Regions from separate parts of the Homo sapiens genome. Here region 1 is linked to region 2. A link is an interaction called in ENCODE POLR2A ChIA-PET data of the cell type or tissue named here. Cell type or tissue: PC-3. All regions are shown on one strand.

The links. Peaks named below come from ENCODE experiments on the same cell type or tissue, not always from the same donor. Only the 100,000 strongest peaks of a DNase experiment are listed, where the experiment ranks them.
Region 1: POLR2A ChIA-PET joins it to region 2 with 12 read pairs; 2 of 35 experiments call an interaction of 5 or more read pairs at or near these places.

Annotation. Positions count from the first base shown.
Region 1 is chr2:195,835,754-195,843,753 of GRCh38, forward strand. The region is part of intron 47 of DNAH7 (dynein axonemal heavy chain 7); the gene reads right to left. Among named protein-coding and RNA genes, the nearest start is that of SLC39A10, 180 kb to the left of the region's middle. In PC-3, no CTCF peak of the experiment used is centred here; no DNase peak of the experiment used is centred here; H3K4me3 peaks cover 561 bases; H3K27ac peaks cover 900 bases.
Region 2 is chr2:195,769,823-195,777,822 of GRCh38, forward strand. It overlaps DNAH7 (dynein axonemal heavy chain 7), which reads right to left. Exons shown (of 65, transcript NM_018897.3): 59 at 7,978-8,000; 60 at 6,024-6,161; 61 at 1,838-2,068. Among named protein-coding and RNA genes, the nearest start is that of SLC39A10, 120 kb to the left of the region's middle. In PC-3, no CTCF peak of the experiment used is centred here; no DNase peak of the experiment used is centred here.

The DNA of each region.
Region 1 (8,000 bases), 66 kb after region 2:
GAATTGTTTGAACCAGGGAGCCAGAGGTTGCAGTGAGCCGAGATTGCACCACAGCACTCCAGCCTGGCGGCAGAGCAAGACTCTGTCTCAAACAAAACAAACAAAAAAACAAACAAAAATGTAGCTTAGATAAAAAAGAAAATAGTTTTCTTATCCTCCAATGTGAGCATTATCCTTGTGTCACTCTGGCTGCCATAACAGTATACCACTGACTGAGTGGCTTAAACAACAGAATTTATTTTCTCACAGTTCTGGACCCTGAAAGTCCAAGACTAAGGTTTCAGCAGGTTTGGTTTTTGCAGAGCCTCTCTCCTTGACTTGCAGATAGTACCTTCTTGCTGTGTCCTATATGGCCTCTGCTCCATGCAAGATGTTCCTGGTGCTGCTCCCTCTTCTTACAAGGACACCATTACTATTTGATTAGGGCTCCCCCTTAAGACCTCATTTAACCTTAGTTACCTCTTTAAAGGACCTATGTTCAGGGCCAGCATGGTGGCTTACGCTTCTAATCCCAGTGCTTTGGGAGGCTGAGGTGGACAGATCACTTAAGCCCAGGAGTTCGAGACCAGCATGGATAGCATAGCAAAACCCCATCTCTACAAAAAACAATTAGCAGGCATGGTGGCAGGCACTTGTAGTCCCAGCTACTTGGGAGACTGAGGTGCGAGGATCACTTGAGTTTGCAGTGAGCTGGGATTGTGTCACTGTACTCCAGCCTGGGTGACAGAGTGAGACCCTGTCTTAAAAAAAAAAAAAAGAAAGGCTCTATCTCCAAATACGGTCACATGGGAGTCATGGCTTCAACATAAAAATTTGGTGGGGCAGCATAATTCAGTCTATGACATTAATTATGTAAGAAAAGACATCAAAAGAGTAATGTAACATCTTAGATGCAATTAACTAATGAAAAATCACTCTAAAGAGAGTGAGAGAAGGGAAATTAGAAAGAAATAAAAATATAAATATATAAAAAGTTTTCATTATGTCACATTTTAGAAATATATTTTTAAGTTTGGAGGATTATGTGTGAATGTTAAACAGCATTTATGCTTTCCTAAATAAATTGAATTACTCACTCTTGTATCACTTCCACATTTTTTAGCCACAATACCTATGTTCATCCTGTTTATTTGTCCAAAATGCACTTCTCTCCCATCTTTTCCCATTTAAGTCCTACTCATGTTTGAACATCAGCTCAAAAGCTATATAGTCCACAAAGCCTCTCTCCATCTCTTTTCTCTCTGAACTTCTTTAGCAATTCATCCATGTTATATTTATGGTATTTGCATGTAATGGTAATATTCTATTATGGTAATTCTATAATTCCTTAGCCGCATCATCCAACTAAATTGTTTATTCCTTTAAAGGAAGGGTCCATGCTCATTCTTTATTCTTTTTTTCCTAGATCAAATAAAGGTTGCATGTGACAATCTACTGATATTGAAACAGTAAAGTCATGGGGCAAACACCATACAAATTAAATAATTCTAAAGCTTGAAATTCTCTAAGAGATTATCCCTGCACAGAAAATACTTGTCCAATAAGCAGCATTTCAAAACCAGAGGAAAGGACTTCTGATTCTAACCAAGATGGGCTGGGCTTTTTACAGCCTATCTCTTTCACTGATTACATCTAAAAATGTTGAACAAAATACAAAAAACAACTACTTACAGATTCTAAAAAGTAAATAATAACAAGTGAATGGGAGAAAAATCCTAACTTGAGGAATTATCAGTAATGGGGTAGTGAGTTTTCTAAGTTTCTTCTTTCTTTCTATTTTCTGGCTTAGTGGGGGAACCATGCAGCAGGCACAGGTAGCAATAACTCAAAATAAGTAACTGAAAAAATGACCATATGTGAGCCAGAGAGCATGGGCATAAATCCATGTTTTATTTCATGTTTTGCTTTTTTTTTACTTTATTCTCCTTTATCTCTACCCCAAGGTTAACCCCACTCACAGAACTGTATTATCATGACAGAAAAAGCAGTGGTGCAGTTACCCAAAACACTGAGCAAAAACCTGTCTCTCTGGACAGAAGTAAAAAAAGAGGCCCCTGTTGTACACAGAATGTAAGGGAAATCCAAGTATTTTTCTTTTTTCTTACCACTTTGCCCCCAGTGTTGGCATGAAATTGTGCAATAGCAAGGGAAGAGAAAACTCTGAAAGAACTTCATCATTTTGGCCATTAAAAAAGTATAAAAAAGGTGCCCCTGGGATATGGAAAGTGGGGCAGGGGTAGGATAAATTCTGAAAAGACCTGAAGCTGTGCATGCATGGAACACTTCTAAAGAAGCATATCAGAGGCTTTAAACAATATCATAAATCCTAGTCCATTTAACTCCTGAGTAATGAATGCCGAGGAGTAGATTCAAACAGTATAGTGAAGGCTTACAAATCTGAACTGACATTGCAACATCACCCACAGAAGGAGAACTAAGAATTGTGATCTAAACTTAACTGAGTTATTTGACTGCTAAACCAAAAAATCAATCTTATCCAGAGGATTTTGACAGGACCTAGAGTCTCATATTCAAAATTTCCAGGATGCAATCCAAAATTACTCAACACACAAAGAATAAGGATGTGATTAATTCTCAAAGAAATAGACAGATTTGAAATTACCAGAAAAAACTTTAAAGCAGATATTATAACCATCCTCCATGAGACAAAGGTGAACATTTTTGAAATAAATAGAGACATTCTCAGGAGAAAAAAAAACAGAAAGGATAATGAGCACCAAATGGAAATTTTAGAACTGAAAAACATAATATCTGAAATTAAAAGTCCCATAGTATGGACTCAGTAGCAGAACAGAGATAACAGAAGAGTCAGTGAAGCTGAAGATAGATGAATATATATAGTCCAATTTGATCAACAAGGAGAGACACTATCAGATTGGATAAAACTATACGATCCAACTGTCAGCTGTCTACAAGATACCCACTTTAAATATAATAATATAGTTATATTAAAAGTAAAATGATGGTAAAAGATATACCATGAAAACACTAAACAAAATAAAGCTGTACTGGCGATAGTATATTAGAAAAAATAGACTTCAGAACAAGAAAACCATCAAGGATAAAGGGGGACATATGCAACAACAAAAGGGTCAATTCATCAAGAAGACATAATAGTCTTTAATGTGTATGCCTCTAACAACAGAGCTCCAAAATAAATAAAGCTAAAACTGATAAGACTGAAGAGAGAACAAGTAGACAGAAAACTAGCAAGGATATTGAAGCCATGAACAACAGTATCAAGCAATTCAACCTAACCAACTTTCAAAATGCCATTCACTCAATAATAGCAGGATATTTTTTCCAAGTGCACATGGAACATTAAAAATATAGACAAGTTTTATGCTATAAAACAAACCTTAAAAAATTTTAAACAACTGGAATCATACAATGATAGTCTGAAAATAACAAATAAATTTGAAATTAAAAACAGTAACAAAAAAATACCCTAAAAGTCTCCAAGTATTTGGAAATTAAAAAAATATATTTCTGAAAAATCCATGAATCAAAGAGGAAATTTCAAAAAAAATTAGAAAATTCTTTAAAGGAAATTAAAATTAAAATAAAACATCAAAATTTGTGCTATGTAGCTAAAGCAATACTTAATGTGAAACATATAGCATTAAGTCCATGGATTAGAAAGGAGAAATCTAGAATCAATAACCTTCCACCTTAGGAAACCAGAGACATAAAAGTAATTTATGCCTAAAGCAAACAGAAGCAAAGAAATAATAAATATTAGGGAAGAAATCAGTATTATTGAAAACAAAAAAAGAATGGAGAAAAACAATGCAACCAAAGGCTTGTTCCTATATAGGATCAACAAAATTTATCAAACTCTAGCCAGATTGACCAAGAAAATAGAAAGAATACACAAATTATCAAATCAGAAGTGATAGGTGAGATTATCATTACAGACCCTACAGACATTAAATAAATATTAAGGAAATACTATAAACAACTCTCTGGTCATACATTTAACAGCTTAGATGAAACTGAGCAATTTCTGAAAAGACAGAAACTGCCAAAACTCACTTAGGAAGAAATAGATCACCTGGATAGACCTGTTACTATTTCAAAAATTGAATTCATGGATAAAATCTTTCAATGACAAAAAAATTCCAGGCACAGATAATTTCTTTGGTCATTTCTATGAAACATTTAAGAAAGAAATAATTCTAATTCTACATGATCTCTTCCACAAAATAGGAGAGAAGACTTCCCAATTCCTTTTAGGAGGCCAGCATTACTCTGAAAGCAAAACCATACAGACATTACAACAAAATAAAACACAGATCAATATTCCTCATGAACATAAATGCAAAACTCTTCAAAGCACATTAGCAAATCGAATCCAAAAATATATAAATAAGAGAATACATTATGACCAAGTAGAGTTTAATCTGGAAATGCAAGGCTAGTTCAACATTCAAAAATCAATCGGTACAATTACCATTTTAACAGACTAAACATAAAAAAACTGTAGGATCAACTCAATAGACGCAGAAAAAACATTTCACAAAATTTAACATCCATTAATGTTAAAAACCATCAGCAAACTAGGAATAGAAGGGAGTCTCTTTCACATGATACAAAGGAGGTAAAAAAACCTACAGCTAATACCACATGTGATAGTAAAAAACTGATTCTCTCTAAGATCAGGTAAAAGGCAACAGTGTCTGATTTCATCAACCCTGTTCATCATTATACTAGAAGCCCTTGTCAGTGCAATAAGCTAAGAAAAAGAAATAAAAGGCATACAGATTAGAAAGTAGTAAGTTAAACTGTCACTAATTGCAAACAGCATGATTGTCTACATATAAAATATTCCAATATATCTACATAAAAGATCCCAGAACTAATAAATGAGTTTATTAAAGCTACAGGGTAAAAAGTCAATATTCAAAAATAAACTGCTTTCCTAATGAATAGTTGAACACAATCTTTTAAGTACCACACAGAAATAAAAGAAATACTGGGTATAAATCTAACCACAAAACACTGATGAAAGAAATCAAAGGAGGCCTAAGTACACAAAGAAATACACTGTGTTCATATAGTAGAAATATATACTAAGTTGTCAATTCTTCTCAAATTGATCTTAGATTCAATTAGTACCAATACAAATCCCAGGAAGATTTTGTGTAGTCATTTAAAAATTGATTCTAAAATTTATATGTAGAGTTACAAGTAGACAAAACAATTTTGAAAAAGAAGAACAAATGTGAAAGATATAATACCTGACTTTGAGACTTAATATGCTTCAATAATCAAAGAAATATGGTATTTACATCAAGACAAATAGGTAAATGGAACAGAGAACTCAGCAACAAACCCACATGCATGTGAACCAATGATTTTCAACAAAGACGTAAAGGCAATCCGATTTTAAAAAGGATAATATTTTCAACAAATTATGCTGGAACAATTGTATATTTTCTCTCTCTTTCTCTTTCTCTCTCTCTGTCTCTCTCTCTCCTCTCTCCCCTCACCCCCAACCCTCTTTCCCCATATATGGATGTGTGCAATTATACACAAACAAATCTTTTGTTGTTCCATATCCAGTTAATAACTATATCAAACTTATTTTTCCCAGACAACAGTCTTAATGTAACATCTTTTTTATCCAAAGACAGGATGTTTGTGACTTCAGCTTATATTCAATTTTAAAGATTTGGGCTTCCATAGAATAACATATTAGATGAATAAAATTTTAAAGGAGATAATCTTCAATGTAGATAAAAAAGAAAATACTAGTTTAACAAATATACCAACAATTGTGGAAAGCTGTATGCAACAAACTGATTTAAATAACTTCAGTCTTTGGATGAATACAAATTCTGAATTCAAAACGAACAAGCACTACATTTACTTGCTTACTTCTTCTCCATTATTATTTTGTATTTTTTTTTTAACAAGAAAATGTTTTTCTCCACATAATCTTTCTCTCTTTTACTTCCTCCATCAAACATTCTTGAATCTACAAAGGCTTTAAAATCAGTGGTTCCCAAATGGAAATTGAATTTTTATAGCACTCAATGTTCCAAGTTTTGACAGTGTGTATTCTTTTGTTACTGTCTAGAGAGGATTGTTATTTGGTGCTTTTGTGGGCTTTTTGAAAACATGGACTTCTAACAGTGAAAATACATGTTCACAGCAGTTGCACAGACCACAGATTTTGAATATGAAGCAGCAATACATTTCAGAGTTTTGATATTTTCGTTTTTACACACACATAAATTCATAAAAACAGACAAGGAAAGGTGTTATTCTTCTCAGTTATTATTGCTACTGAATTAAACCTAATATATCTCTCTTCTATGGAAATGAAAATTTACTTTTTTAAAAAGCAGAGTTATATCAGATACAGGTCTGATCTACTTACCAAGCTGTTAAATAATCCTAATCCTTTACCCGTGAAATGTTCAGATACAATCTAATTACATTTAATGTTATCACTAATCTTTGAAATTCTAATTAGCCAGGGACCTTTAGGAGTCAACAGCCCCAAAAGTTAATTATATTCTAACTTGCCCAAATTTTATAGATTCTTCCAGTTTTCCTAAATAATCGTCTCCTCACTCAGCTAAGATAATATGTGAAAAGCACTTAGCACAGGATTAGGTCCTCTGTGAGTGCTCAATATTAGATACTATCGTTGTCAAGCAAGAGTTTCTGGGGAATGGAAGAGGGCACTGCACAGGTAAAGAAGATACTTAGCTGATACTTCAAAGTGATCACTTTAAACATATTTACTGAAAGCTTTCAGTATAAGATTACCAAAATATATTGGGAAAAGAAGCCAAGAATGAAAATTGTTAATATTTTCTTCTTAGTATAGTTGCTACCACAACTTTCTGCTAATATTTCAACATTTCTACAAATGAATAGTAAAGATGTAGGGGTTATGACTCATTAACATAATTTTCTGTCTCCATCCCTCCCAAAATGTGAGTGTGCTGTCTTGAAAAATAATCACTGAATGGTTTAGAATCTTATATGCAGATATATCCATCAACAGTTCTATTATTTTTGAAATATGACTAGACCCCAAAATAAGGGTATGTTTATTTGCTAGAAAACAAGATGCAATTTGGCCTCTGATGGTGGATACAGTGGTTATAGATGTCCTGCTAGGCAGAACCATGATATATAAATTGCAAATCAAGACAATGACTACCACTTCAGTAACTACTAATATGTAGGACATGACCAGCTACGTTCACAAGAGCTTGAGAAGAGCCAAAGCTCTTTTCTGAGATAAAAACAATAACAAAAGCAGCAAATATTTGACTATTTTCATGCTGTAGTTAATTGGTCCAGCTAGACAAAAGTGAAAGTAAAAGTTAGACTTCCAAAATTTCAGAGATCTCCCACCTGTGTCAATCTGTAAGGTATATTCTAACACTAAACATCAACACACACTGCCTGCATGCCACATGTTAAGTAATTCAACAACGAGCTGCCCTTCTGTGCTTTGTAAAAGGCGCTTAAAAATCTGCTAAAATCTTTATTTTAGCAGCCAGCTAATGCACATATTTATCATTGATTTTAGATTATCTATTTTCTCCTTGGATTAATTTAGATTATTGGATCAGAGTACCCAGTATTTTAGTTCCCCAAAGTAAAGCTTAGTGATTTTTTCTCTAAATAAATAAAATAATTAAATTTAACTTTAGCTCCTGAAAAAGTTGGTCTCTTTAACTACAGTTTACTTGGTTAAAAAACAAAAACTATGTGATACAACTTTTTATTTTTGTCTTAGTTATCAGAAAGCGTCAAACTTAATTCAGGGCCCAGCTATAGGAATTAGCTTGTCTCAAATTCTAACAGTAACTACTCCTTTAACTTACCCTAGGTGGTCTCATCAGATTTTATCTTGTTTTATACTATAATCATACTGCACATACCTCAAATTCTTGTAGAACAATTTAGTAAATGAATGCTAAAGAAATCCATATGTCAGGATAATTTATTGG
Region 2 (8,000 bases):
ATACATTTTATTTTCAAATATAATCAACGTGATACAGACTCTGAAATTTATCACCAGCCTTGACTTCCCTCTTGAACTCTAAAGGAGGTATCTAACAACTCGACCTCCCCATTGAGTCTACCAGGCATTTCAAAATTAATATGACCAAAATATAATTCTTGATTTTCTACATCAAATCTGTTCCTTGCCCAGACTTTCCACTTGCTTAGGCCAAACATTTAGGAGTTATCATTAACTACTCTCTTGCTCACACACACATCAATCTTCAGCCAGCATAGTAGACTCCTCTTTCAGTAATAACTCATAAGCAGCCACCTCCCTCTGCCTCCAATGCAGAGGGAGTTGCTGAACAAGAGACCAGTTCAGCTGGATTTCTCAATCATATCATTGGTCTCTGTCTGTACTGCTGTTTCCCCATAATCCTTTCAGCAGTGGTTAGAGTAAACTTTTAAAAATGTAGAATGGGTCATTTCACTTCAGTGCTTAAAACCCTCTGAAGCCTTCTCTTTATATTTATACTTTAAAATCAAATAAAACAAAATTTAAGACCCTAACTATGGCTAACACCATCACGATCCAGCCTCTGGCGTCTTCTCTCTAGTATTAGGGTCTGTCTCATGCTCACTCCACTCTAGCCAATCAGCCTTTCTACTTGTGTTCCTGGACCAGGCCCAGCTTGTTTTCTCTTGGCTTTACACTTGTGTTATACCCTCTGCCTGAAATACTCTTCCCTGAAACGTTCCATGGATTGCCCCTCAACGTAATTTAGGTCTCTCTCCAAGAGTCATTCCTCAGAGGGACCTGACCCAACCTAAGAGAGCTTCTCACCCATAATTCTCTACTCCCTAATCTTGTTTAATTTTTCTCCATAAAACTTATCACTTACCAAAATTTGTATGTATTTGTTTATTTTTAGTTTGACACAGGGTCTCACTCTGTTGCCTGGGCTGGGTAGGATCGTAGCTTACTGCAGCCTTAACCTCCCAGTCTCCAGTGATCCTCCTGTCTCAGCCTCCTGAGTAGCATACACCACAATGCCCAGCATTTTTTTTTTTTTTTTCAGAAGAGACAAGGTCTTGCTGTGTTGCCAAGGAAGTTCTCAAACTCAAGCAGTCCTCCCACCTTGGCCTCCCAAAGTGCTAGGATTACAGGCATGAGCCACCACACTTGGCCAGTTTATTTCTCAGTTTGCCTCCCTCACTAAAATGTGAGCCTGGGCCAGGAGTTGGTGGCTCACACCTATAGTCCCTGCACTTTGGGAGGCCAAGGCGGGAGTATCACTTGAGCCCAGTTCAAAACCAGCCTGAGCAGGATGGCGAGACCCCATCTCTAAAAAAATAAAAATAAAATAAAATAAAATAGAATAAAATAGCCAGGCTTGGTGGCTCACACCTCTAATCTAAGCTACTCAGGAAGGTTAGGCAAAGGAATCCCTTGAGCCCAGGGGTTCATGGCAGCAGTGAGCGGTAATCACATGACTATACTCCAGTCTGGGTGACAGAGTGAGACCCCATCTCTAAAAAAATAATAATAATAAATGAAAAAATGTGCTTTATGAAGGCAAGGGCTCATTCCTTACCACACTGTGTCTCCTTAGCATATATCCAATCCAGGGTCCTATCCCTATCTAACATCCTCTATACTTATTTCCCTGTTTATTAACTCTCACTCCCAGAATTCTATAAGCTCCTCAAGGGCAAGAATTATTTTCTAATCTTATTTATCCCCAGAACCCAAAACAGTGCTTATACAGTATTTGTGCTAAACAAGTATTTGCTAAATAAATGAATGCTATATATAATTTAATGGGGGTTTTTTTTGGTGTTTTTCACCTTACCTTGATTGCTTTTTGAATATTTACGCACGAATCTCTTATGGTCTTCAGTAACTTATTGAACCGTCCCATCTCTTGGACAAGTACAGTGTTCATGCTCTGAGTATAAGTTGTTGGGTACCTCCTCATGGCAGCCTCGATGTCGAAGTTGTTTGGAAGTTTGCCCAAGATGTCACTAGCGACCTCATTCACTACTTCATCTGATGATTTTGCACCAGCACCTGCTGAACGAGACTATGAAGAATCCAAACTATAACTCAAAAATCCTCATAAAGGTCTAACAATAGCTGAATAGGAAAAATCCTAAGGTAAATCTTTATAAGAAAGAACATTGCTCTCTATTTTATCCATGATCCATCTCCACACAAGATTTATTAAAGTGATGGTAACAGGCAGGAGGATGGATTTTCAAGGGAAAACTATTGTTAGAGAGGAGGAATAAGGGCATGTAATGTGTTCAGAGGCAAAAGAGGATCTGGAGAAAGCAAATAAGCTGTATGCTTGGCTGCCAGGGTACAGGGGGAGTTGCAGATGCTGCAGATAGTGGAAGAAAAAGCATTGCACTGGTGGAGTGGCCAAGCGATGGCGGGCATTAAAACCCAGATGGGGGAAATCTCATCTTGCTTTGAGAAAGCATGCCACAAAATATATTTGCCAATAACTCTGGTGTCTACTGGTTGCCAAAAGCAGAGATATAGTTTTCTCCTTGAACCAGGAGAGAAAGAAAATAAGCTCATCTCCTCTAAGCAGCTGGAAGAGTTATGGACGAAAGACAGACTTTAGTGATTCACGTTGGAAGCAAGGAAGGAGAATTTCAATTCCATTTTTGTTTTTTATATTTATGGTGGCATTGTGTAAATGAATCTATATTTTCTGAAAAAAAAATTAAATCCTCAGAACAAATGAATATGGGGTATGTGTTGAAAGAAAACAAGTACTATTAGAACATAAATAAATACATCTCATGTTTTACCAGTCAAAGGAAACTGTGTTTAGTCTTCTTTTAGATTTTGTTTCCTGGTTTCTGTACTATAAATATTAACATGCTCAAAATTGATTCTGAAAATATTAACTTTTTTATTGTTTTTTAATATTAATTATTTTTACCTAAGTTTCTACTGTGACTTTTTTTTTTTTTTTTTGAGATGTAGTCTCACTCTGTTGCCCAGGCTGGAGTGCCGTGGCACGATTTCCGTTCGCTGCAACCTCTGCCTCCCGGGTTCAAGCACTTCTCCTGCCTCGGTCTCCCAAATAGCTGGGATTATAGGGGACTGCTACCACGCCTGGCTAATTTTTGTATTTTTAGTAGAGACAGTGTTTCACCATGTTGGCCAGGCTGGTCTCAAACTCCTGGCCTCAGGTGATCCGCCTGCCTCGGCCTCCCAAAGTGCTGGGATTATAGGCATGAGCCACCGTGCCCGGCCTCTACTGTGATTTTAACACTACTTACCACATACCACCATAATATCCTATACAGTTACACAATAAAATAATTAAATGTTGGTACATTTTAATTATGGGCTATTAAAAAAGAGATATGCTCGTATAATAATCCTTTATTATGATTCCATAGTACCGGGTTTACAACAAAATATAAAAAACAAATCATAGAGAACGAAAAGTATTTGGCTAAAACTAATGAAATATCTAATTCCATTATATTTAAAGAATCTATGCTGATTTCCAGTAGTATTTTGGTGTGCATAAAAGGCAGCAAAAACTCATTAAAATATTCCCATATTCTAACAAGAGCTGTGCCTCTGCAAAAAAAAAAAACAAATCCAGGTCTATGGTTCTTCAAAAAACGTAAAAAAAAAAAAATTTAATAACGCAAACATTCCCCTTACCTATTTCTCACACACAAAGATCACATGATTACGGTGATAGGTTTTTGAAAGTAATATCCAACTGATACTGATAATTAAGAGCAATTGGGTCCTATTTATTTATAATTATTTATCTTAGCTTTTTCTTCTTTACTATCTTTCTTTAGAGTTATCACAAATAGCATCTGGAATCTTCTAAGGGTTATTTTCCTCTTAAAGATAAGTGGAATTCATTTTCAGAGACATCAGAAAGTTTAACCTTTTCAGAGATCCTAGACTATTATCTAGTTTTATAATATTCTAAGTTGAAACAATTTTTCTATTCTAAATAGTGTGTGGCAGTTAACCACAAGCAAAGGAGCTCTGCACAAGCAAACTTCTTAGCTCTGATAGCTTCCTCTTTTATTTTTTCCAAGATAAATTAGTTAAATACAAAAAGTCTTGTCATCATTAACTTGCTCTCCAAGCTCTGCAGTTCTGGTCTCTTTACCTCTGAATTGTGATAAACCCAATCTAGAATCACTGAACTACTGCTCACCCATAACTATAATTGTATTCGCCAACCTGAGTTTGAGGATTGAAAGAGGCTGTTTAATTATTTACTGAAAAGATACCCCTTGTGTATTTAAACTTATTTGTCTGGTTCAGAGTCATTTTCTGTTGGAATGACCCCACTGTTTTACGTATTCTGTAATGTGGCACACCCCGTCAAGTTTAAGTAAAGCCAAAAGACACTGTTAATGTCCTGTTGTCAGACTGTTGTGTATTACATGCAATCTAATGCTCCTAAAGAGCTACTCATTCATGTTTGCACATATACTTTTATGCCCAGGCAATAACTGATTTTAGTGCTATCAATATCTAAAATGGATGTAAAAATAGTCTTTGTTCCTTTTCCCTTATTAGAAAATGTCATAGTAGAGTAGACCAGAGATAGGAGTTCCATGGACTCTTCCATTATTCCATTATGCTATTACTAATGAATAGTCCACATTATCCTTCTAATTTTTAGCTTTTTAAGAATCTCTGGCTATCTGCCTTTCAGAATCTGGAAAGAGAATATAGCACAGTGGTTTAGAACACAAGATTCTGGAGCCAAACTGGTAGGAGCCAGACCGCTTGGTTTTGAGTCCTGATTTGAAATCGTACTAGCTGACTTTGGGCAAACTGCTTAATCTTTCTGTGCCTCACTTTTCTCACTGTAAAATGGGAATAGTAATAGTTAGACTCTACTTCGAGGGACTGTCATTAGCATTGCATTGTTATACATAATAGCACTTGGAACAGCACTAGTACAGAGTAAGCACTATACAAAAGTATTAACTGTTGCCATTTTTACTCTGAGATGCCACAAAAAGATCAGTTACAATTCAGTTAATAGGATAATTTGCTTGACTGATTATTCTTCCTTAATTCATCAAAATTTTATTGAATCATTATGGGAACTCTTGCCATTTGGACTAATTTCCTTTCAAAAACAAATCAAATTAACAACTGAGCATATCTTCTAAAGGAATAACAATACAAGATAGCTTCCTCTTTTATTTTTTCCAAGATAAATTAGTTAAATACAAAGTCTTGTCATCATTAACTTGCTCTCCAAGCTCTGTAGTTCTGGTCTCTTTACCTCTGAATTGTGATAAACCCAATCTATCTCTTAATAGACAAGCAAGATTAGCAGATGTTCTTCATTAAAATGTACTGACCTGTGCTCACGGCAGCTAAATTCTGGTGTCTTTGCAGATTGCTTTCCCACACCCCAGTGCGCTTATGCACTCTCCAGGAGAGCTGCATCTACAAATTCTTCTCCTATACTTTTAAATTCATTTTGTACTTACTATTGCAATTATATTTTAAATGTTATACTAATATAAATCTGAAAAAATATGAGTGTGAATGAAACTGTGTCCATGTAAATCAGTTTAAATGTTCTGGAACAGCTGTTGAAATACTAGGGGACTGGAAAATAAAATAGGTAAAATTTTAGATGAATTCTCTCATCAAACTGCTTCCCAAGTATCTTTGCAATTCTTCTTCCTCTTTAAAGAAATTTAAAAGGGACACAATGTATGATGTATTTAGGTAGGGCAAGAAAGGCAAAATGAAACTCCTAGAAGCAGAATGATACTTAAAGAATATATCTGGGTTCCCAAAAAAAGATAGATGAAAAAAAAAAAAAAACACACGTTCAGGTACTTAGTGTTCAAATCCTTATTTAAGTTATGTATGTATTTTTGTCTTTTCCTTTAAATGTTTCTCCACTTGAACAGAATTGTGTAAGGAAGCCTGTTCAGTGCTGGCACACGTGCCTGGGGAGCATCCTTCCCAGGCCTCAGAATCCAGGTCCTATACAGATCACACACCTGTGTAAGAAGAATGTTATCAAATAGCAGCTGAGTTTCTGACTGATCCTTAGTGATATCTGCATTGGCATTCATCCCAAAGATTTCTGGTGCTGGGGTCAGTGGCAGAGTCTTTGTGTATTCGATGTAGCTTTTGTGCTGCAGAGATGAATAACAAGAAGTCAGGAGGTTAGAAATCAATTACTTTCTAGAACTTTTCACAGAAAAGAGGCAGTTTTCAATACTCAAGTTATTGACTGGATAGGCCTGTGACACTGGACATTGAGTGCTTTCACTTTCTTTCAGCCTGGGCCAAAGTTTAAAAAAAAATATGAACAGCTAGGCGCGGTGGCTCACGCCTGTAATCCCAGCACTTTGGGAGGCCGAGGCGGGTGGATTACCTGAGGTCGGGAGTTTGAGACCAGCCTGACCAACATGGAGAAACCCCGTCTCTCCTAAAAATACAAAATTAGTCGGGTGTGGTGGCACACACCTGTGATCCCAGCTACTCAGGAGGCTGAGACAGGAGAATCACTTGAACCCAGGAGACAGAAGTTGCGGTGAGCTGAGATTGCACCATTACACTCCAGCCTGGGCGAGAAGAGTGAAACTCCATCTCAAAAAAAAAGAAAAGAGGAAAAAAAAAGAATGTATTTACAGAGAAAAAGAAAATGTACCTTTCAATTGGAATGGGTTTTTTAATGGGGGGGAGGGGAATCCTGGTAACTTCATTTAGAAATTACCTACAGAGAAATCTTTGTGTCATATTTTGCTGATGATTATTCTTATCACAATAAAAATATTTTTTTTCTGATTTACTCTGATTATTCTGTTTACTCTTACTGTAAAAAATTCACCCAATTCAAAAAAGTAAAAATTATTTAAAATTCTATTATTCTGATAATCACCATTAACATTATACTTCTTTTTATGCATACACACATATTTTATATTTTATTTAAATGGACGTCTATTAAAATTTCATACCTTCCTTGATGCTCATAGAATCATATACAAACATCCACACACACACATGGCAAAGGGGGTTTGGTCATGGATGGCTTTATGATTTGGGTCACTTTGCAAACACCTTACTTCATCTTGCTTTTTTCTCACTTGGCAATTCATCATTGGAGATCTTGTTACCCCAGCTCCCATGTTGACTTGCTGTACCCAACAGTGACCTAGGCTTTGGGAGTGATTTTTCCCTTTATCTATACCAACATCTGCCCTTGGCTAGCATTAATCCTAGTGGAAGATGAGGTTAGGGTTGGGGGGTTACAGTATGTGTTTCTGTTGCTTGTGTTTAACTTTCAATATATGCCCTTTGACTTCTGGGAATAACATGAGAACCAACTTGATTGTCTTAGCAATCTCTAGAAATCCACTGTGATCATCAGAAGGCAGTGGACAGGACTGGAGAAGAGCAGAAGGGAATCTTGGTCTTGTGCTGCAGGTGGGTCTGTGACTCGCTGCCACCTTCTTACCTGTGTGGCCTTGGGCAAATTATTCTACTGTAATGAACCTGCTTTCTCATTTGTAAAAGGGATAAAATAATAATACCAATGTTAATTTGATGCTCTAGTGAGATAATTACTTGCAACTGACTTCCAAATAATTATAAATATTAACTACTACTGCTAATAATATTTTGCTAATACCATCTCTTATGTATTTTCATTTTAATTGGGGACAATGTCTTTTTAGCCAAAGGACTGAGTTTATGATGACAGAACTTCAGGTCACTGAAAAAGCGTGAGACACGTTTCTGATACTTCTTACATTACAGTGAACAGGAAACCCCTAACTCCACCTATAGCGTGAGCTTTGTTTTATCCCTATATGACTGAAGAAAGCACAGACAAGGGTAACAAAAAAACAAGGCCTGCAGCAAAATCACCATTTAAAAAATATCATCACTACCAAAATAATTTCATGTCTTACTGCTTTTAGTTTTTTTGAAGGGCATACTTACATCACCAGAAGGAGGAACAAAAT